Regions from separate parts of the Homo sapiens genome. Here region 1 is linked to region 2. Evidence: chromatin contacts called from ENCODE Hi-C or POLR2A ChIA-PET data. All regions are on one chromosome and are shown on one strand. The core of a region is the stretch at or near the end of the contact, and the rest is flanking DNA. Distances in the headings are between cores, read along the strand shown. Region 1 holds the start of LINC00567 (long intergenic non-protein coding RNA 567). Region 2 has its middle 13 kb from the start of ING1.

Region 1 (3,290 bases), core at 420-2,919, 86 kb before region 2:
GACATCCAGAATGAGGTTTGACTTCACGTCTGGGCCCAGCCACATGGACACATAAAATTAAGCATCGCAACCATGTAGACGCTACAGCTGTGACCGCTGTTGGTGGATTTAGTGTGCGCCAGCGTCATCTAAGCTTCATGAGGACGGGGATTTTTCTTTTTCTTCACTGCTATGTTTCCAGTGCCTAGCACTTAATAAATAAAATAAAATAAAATAATAAAATAAAAACACTGTTGACCACATGACTGTGTTGCTGTTGTTTGGGATTAGTGTGTGCGGCTGTGCATGCATTCATTTGGGAATTGGTCCCTCTGCTGGACAGACACTAAGGTGGCACCAGGGTCCCCACCTCCTAGTGTGTTCATATCTTGCTGAAATCCTCTCTCCTTGATGTGGGGGGATCTGTGACTTGCTTCTGATCCACAGAATATGGTAGAGGGATAGCACGTCTCTCCCATGATCCAGGTACATTCCCTGGCCTCCACCCACAGCTCACTTGCTCTAGAGCCTCCCTGCTGGCTGATGACGTAAGTGGCCGCACTGGAAACTTCCGCGTGGAGAGAAACTGAGGGCAGCCACGGACCTGGACCTGGGGCCCTCAGAGAGAAAGTGAACTCGGCCAACAGCCTGTGGGAACTTCCGAAGAGGTGGATTCTTTTCCAGGCCGTCCTCGGATCCTCCGCGTAAGAATACAGCGCGGCCAACACTTGATCCCGCCTAGTGAGGGCCCGGGCAGCGCCCCCAGCACGCGTGTCCCGGAACCCTGAGATAACGCACGTGTGTGGCTCCAAGCTGCTCAGCTCCGAACACAGCTGCTGAAAAGGGACGCAGCCCCCATGCAGCCGTGCGTGTCGGAGTGGGAAGACGGCCGGCTGGGGGAAGAGCCTGAGGAAGAAGATCCGTGTCTGAGGCCTGGGTCTGCCAGTCCGCGTCGCCTTGGGCAGTTCCCCGGCGGATTTCTCTGAGCCTGTTTCCTCACCTGCAAAACAGCCCATCCCTGAAGCCTTTCTCTGTTCTGCGACTCTTTTATTCCAGAGGCGGGAAAGTTTGGAAGGAAAGCAAAGGTCAAAAAGAAACCCTGGAGGGTTGAAGGTCAAGCTGCCAAGAGGGGCGGTAGTGTGAGGGGGACGTCGTGAGGGGGACGTCGTGAGAGGGGTGTCCTGAGGGGGACGTCGTGAGGGGGGAGCGTGGTGACGGGGACGTCGTGAGGGGGGCGTCGTGAGAAGGACGTTGTCAGTGGAGGCGTGGTGAGGGGGGGTCAGGAGAGGGACGTCGTGAGGGGGGCGCATTGTGAGGGGGCCGCGTCATGAGGGGGATGTGTCGTGAGGGAGGCGCGACGTGAGGAGGGCACGTAGTGAGGAAGGCGTCGTGAGGGGGACTTTGTGAGGGGGAGCATCGTGAGGGGGACTTCCTGAAGGAGGTGCATCGTGACGGGGGCGTCGTGACGGGGATGTCGTGAGGAGGGCGCGTGGTAACGGGGGCATCGTGAGGGGAGCGCGTCGTGTGGAGGGCGTCGTGACGGGGACGTCGTGAGGAGGGCACGTCGTGAGGAAGGCGTCGTGAGGGGGAGGTCGTGAGGGGGACGTGACGAAGGGGGCGCGTCGTGACGGGGGCGTCGTGAGGGGGATGTCGTGAGGAGGGCGCGTGGTAACGGGGGCATCGTGAGGGGAGCGCGTCGTGTGGAGGGCGTCGTGACGGGGACGTCGTGAGGGGCGCGCTGTGAGGCGAGTCTCTGCCCCCTCCCCCTGGAGCTCCCGCTCCTCAGCTGCCCCCCGCCGTCAGGGGCTCTTCCTGTCAGTGCCTCATGGGCCCTGCATTCGCCTCCCCCAGGCAGCGCGGTCCTCCTGGGGGAGTCAGCCTGTCTCGCCTGAGCCCGAAGGCCGCCTCCCCTTCTGCCACAGCCCCCTTTGGCTCCCGGCTCTGGAGATCTGCCCTCCAGTGGATCTGTCTGAAACCGCCCTCCCTTAGCCGGGCGGGAGGCAGCAAGCGCGCGCGCTGCGGGCAGGAGCGGTTTCTGCAGGAGGGACCCTGCCCGAGCTAAACACCGAGAAGACGGCAGGAGGCAGAAGGCGAGATGGGGGAAAGGAAGATAATCTGGAAAGTTCCACTGCAGGAAAGACAGTCCCGGTGGCCAGCTGGCCTCTCAGAGGCCCCTTAGTAAGCCGAGGACCCGAACCCTTACGGAAATGTAATTGAGACAAGCCCGAAGCAGAGCGGAACGAAACAGAACAGAGGAGACGCGGGCACAGGAGAGCGCAGAGGGAGCTCTGGGCGCTTAAGGAATGGAGACTGCAGCGGGCCAGCGGGGGCTAAGTCCCGGGGTCGCAGATGCCTGTGTGCGGGGGCAGGTGCTTGCGTGCGGGGCCTGCCCCAGCCCCTGCCTGGCAGAAAGCCCCAGAATCCAGGGGCCTCTGCCCAGAGGAGGTCTCGTCATGTGTCAAAGGACCAGGGCGAGGGCGCTGGGCTTCCCTGGGCTTCGCCGAAGGCCCTGGCACTCACACTGCGGGCCTGGCCGTGGAGGGAAGGGCTCGGGGAGTAAGTGCACGCTCCTGGCACTGTCATGCGTGCAGTGGCCCCGGCACCCGTGAGTGTGTCGGCCAGGCAGTGGGGCGGCAGGGAGCACGTTTGCGGCCCTGGCTTCAACCGACCTGGGCTTCAATTCCGAGTTCCACCGCTTTGGAGCTCTGTGGCCATGGATAATGGCTCAACCTTCCCGAATGATTTTTTTTTTCATCTGCAACCATGGAGAAAATTATAACAGCCACATGAAAGGATTGTTGAGGGGATGCAGTGAGTTCTTTCAAAGCACTAAGTAAACATCCTACACAGTTCTCAGGCCCCGGCTAAATGGGGAAAGCCCCTTGAGGATGGGGCCGTGTTAGCAGGTTACTCTCAGTCCTCAGCACTTCCGCATCCATTATTTCTCTTAATGAATTAATATCTGTGAGGCGTGTGTTATAAATAATATTCCCTAACTGGATTTAAAAGGGGAGCTTCCTGGGAATTTCAGGCTCTTTAAGGAGTGTGGCCCTTGTCACCCTGGGGACCAGGGCCACTGCGGCCAGAGGTGTCAGCCAGGGTGAGGACCTCTTCCTTTTCTTTGAGAGCAGGACTAAATTAACAAGCTGAAGCCAGCTTACCTTGGATGTGGATCATTCTGGCAGTGTTCAACTTTGAGACAAGGAAGTGTGTGACATTATTGTCAGCGGAGAGAGGCCCCAGGCAGAAGGTCACTTCCTGAGGTGTCTGGGGAGCACTGCGGCAAGAGACCCCCATTTCCCAGCAAATGC
Region 2 (3,086 bases), core at 303-2,802:
TGTGTCATAAAAGTATTTCATTGTTAGTTGACTTCTAATTTCTCATGTTTATGGAACAGATTGATGGTGCAAAGAGTCATAAATATTTTGAAAATTGTGTATATTGGCCATGGAAAACTATAATTTCCCCTCTTCCATCTAACTTTTACTTACTTTAAAATACAAAAATTAATTTCCATTCCCTGAACACATCCCAATTAAAGGGAAAAGAATTAAGCCAGAGCCAGTAGCTGTCAGGGTGGCACAAGCGTCTATTCAAACACAGCACCTATCAGGGCAAGTGTTTGTTTTTGGTTTTGGTTTTGTTTTTGAGACGGAGACTCGCTCTGTCGCCCAGGTTGGAGTGCAGTGGCATGATCTCGACTCACTGCAACCTCTGACTCCCGGGTTCAAGTGATTCTCCTGCCTCAGCCTCCCGAGTAGCTGGGACTACAGGCAAGTGCCACCACGCCTGGCTAATTTTTTGTATTTTTAGTAGAAACGGGGTTTCACCATGTCGGCCAGGATGGTCTCAACCTTCTGACCTTGTGATCCACCCGGCTCAGCCTCCCTAAATGCTGGGATTACAGGCTTGAGCCACCACACCTGGCCGGGGAAGTGTTTTTAAAATGGAAAGATTTGCTCTAACATAGCACCTGACTGTCCACAACAGACTCCAGCAGCTCAGTGTCCACCACACCATCTACCCCTTGGCCACGGTGAGCCTCGTGGATGGGTCTCCACCTGGTCCGCACTGTGTCTGAACACATCTGTGCTGCAGAGAAAAATCCTTGCTGCGGTGTCCTCATTGCTCTTCCGATTCCTGAATTTTCTGACACTTCTCTTATCTTTCCTGTCTTTGCTTGAGACATAGTCAATTATTGTTACTTGCAACCAAAAGATGCTCAAATAATAGAGAAAATAAGTATTTATCTAACAATTTCTTATGTTAAATAAACACTTTGGGAGACAGCAAACTGTTTCCAGGCATCTTTGTAAATGGATACATTGTTAAACTCTGTGATTGATCATTACATTTGTTTTTATAAAATTTTATAATAAAAATTTTATAATAAAAATAAAATTTATTAAATGTAATAAAAATATTACATTAATGTCTCAAATATTACATGTCTCAAATATGTAATGACATTACATGTCATTACATGTCTCGTTACATTACATGACATTACATGTCTCATTACATTAATGTCTCAAATATTAATCATTTAGAAATATTGCATTTCCAATGGCATACAGATTTATCCAAAAATATTCCCTTCACACAAATCAAACTGAAATTCCCTTTTAGGTGTGTTTTTAGAACTGGTTTCCAAGTTAGAAAAGAAAATGTTTCATGTTTAAATGTCAATTCTTGGATTCAGGCTTTACTCTACACGTCTTTATTAAAGGCCTATGGCTTAACACGAGAGACCCACGGTTCCTAACGTCCACATAAATGAGAACAGGTGCACCCATGAAACAGCATGGCTGATGAAGCGGGGGAGTGGCTCTGGCCTGGAGTAACAGCACTTCATCCTGCCGGCAGCCCCACCACCAACTCACGGAGTGCCTTTGAGGAAGTGGCTTCATCACCCTTGGGCCTCGGTTTCCTCACCCACACAGTGAAGAGATTGAATGAGATTTTCTGCCTACTCTGAATTCAATCAAGAGGTGAGTCAAAAGGAAGTTTAGTAGGCTCTGATTGCTACTAAAAATAAAAATTCGATGTATTTACTTCTGTGTTCTACAACGAGAAATGGAATTGTTTATAGAAAAGCAGCCATGGAGGACTTCCTCCTCGTGCAGCAGGAACCTGGCAGTGACCGCTAACATGCTAAGGGTGGACTTGATTCTCTTTAGCTGTAAGGAATCACAAGTCCATTTTTTAAGAATACATGTGTTAAACTAGAATAATTTGACCAAAAATATTACTCAAATTGTTATCTGTACAGTGCTCTAGCATTTCTGAAGTATTTTCAGACATTAACAAGTCTGGGCCTCCACTCCTGGGATGGGCATTATCACTGTCCTTATTTTGCTTCTGAGAACATTGGGTACAGAAGAGTGACTTCCTTGAGGTTAACCTGTGATAAACTAGTCCTGATTCAAATCTGACTTTGACTCTCATGCTGATTCTAGCACCGTGCATGGCTCCTAGTGAATTGCTTAAAACCTTGCAGGTAGGCTGGGCACGGTGGCTCATGCCTGTAATCCCAGTACTTTGGGAGGCCGAGGCGGGCGGATCACCTGAGGTCAGGAGTTCAAGACCAGCCTCACCAACATGGAGAAACCCCGTCTCTACTAAAAATACAAAATTAGCCAGGTGTGGTGGCGCGTGCCTGTAATCCCAGCTACTCGGGTGGCTAACGCAGGAGAATTGCTTGAACCCGGGAGGCGAAGGTTGCAGTGAGCAGAGATTGCGCCATTGCACTCCAGCTTGGGCGAAACTCCATCTCGAAAAAACAAAACAAAACAAACAAACAAAAACCTTGCAGGTAAATTACAATCCTAAAATTCACTGTAGGGCAAAACAAGAAACTTGAAGTAAGCATCCTGGTTTACCTGGAGGAAAATCAGAAGCATGAGAACTTGGTAGTGCAAATACCCGTGGCTCCTGCAGATCCCTTCATTCAGGCAAAGAAGCCCAGCAATTAAGACTTTTTCGCTCTCTCCTCCCGTGAGACCATGAGCGTTTCTTTCACCTTCTATGGCTTTCTCAGTTGTAAGACCCCCACAGAGCTGGGAGGACAGCACACTCCTGGCATGTTAGGCGTTCAGGGAAGACCAGCAGCAACGCCAGGTCCTGACCATGAGGAGGCCTCCGGGTGCCAGGCGGTGGTCAAGGATGCTGGTTTTGGAGCCAGATGCAGGGCGTTGGCCTTGTGCAAGTCAGGTCCCTGGCTGGAGTCTCAGCACCTTCATCAGGAAAAGCAGCCATTTTTTGGCAGGGTTGTCATAAAATATGAAGTATGCAGTGCTAGCAATGTCTAGCATATAGGAGGCAATAAATGGTGGCTATATTGATATACATACACCACGACACTGAGTACCTTTATTTAAAGTTGCCTGCTGAAACAAGCATTTTCTTGTTTCGTAGAAAATTC

The links. A loop is a pair of places that touch in the nucleus more often than their neighbours do. ChIA-PET counts read pairs that join two places held with the same protein, here RNA polymerase II (POLR2A). Pooled maps may share reads with other maps.
Region 1: a map of heart right ventricle shows a loop between it and region 2 (3-fold over the local background). The contact joins the promoter of LINC00567 here to the enhancer-like site in region 2. A Hi-C loop is called at or near these places in 56 of 168 maps with a recorded cell type or tissue (A673, B cell, Caco-2 and 32 more), 34 of 37 single-sample maps with no recorded cell type and 43 of 50 pooled maps. POLR2A ChIA-PET finds 5 or more read pairs at or near these places in 26 of 52 experiments (A549, A673, AG04449 and 22 more).

What each region holds. Positions count from the first base shown.
Region 1 is chr13:110,811,463-110,814,752 of GRCh38, reverse strand. LINC00567 (long intergenic non-protein coding RNA 567) reads left to right here and starts at 1,669. Exons shown (of 1, transcript NR_135280.1): 1 at 1,669-3,290. It overlaps LOC105370362 (a long non-coding RNA gene), which reads right to left and starts at 1,048. Exons shown (of 2, transcript NR_158538.1): 1 at 980-1,048. RefSeq lists enhancers at 1,984-2,525, 2,526-3,067.
Region 2 is chr13:110,725,362-110,728,447 of GRCh38, reverse strand. No RefSeq gene overlaps it. Among named protein-coding and RNA genes, the nearest start is that of ING1, 13 kb to the right of the region's middle. RefSeq lists an enhancer at 1,681-1,820. Within about 2 kb of position 1,552, at least 5 of the 41 ENCODE cell types and tissues checked have a DNase peak (open chromatin) inside an H3K27ac peak, as active enhancers do; they include CD4-positive, alpha-beta T cell and GM12878, where a contact is called at or near this core.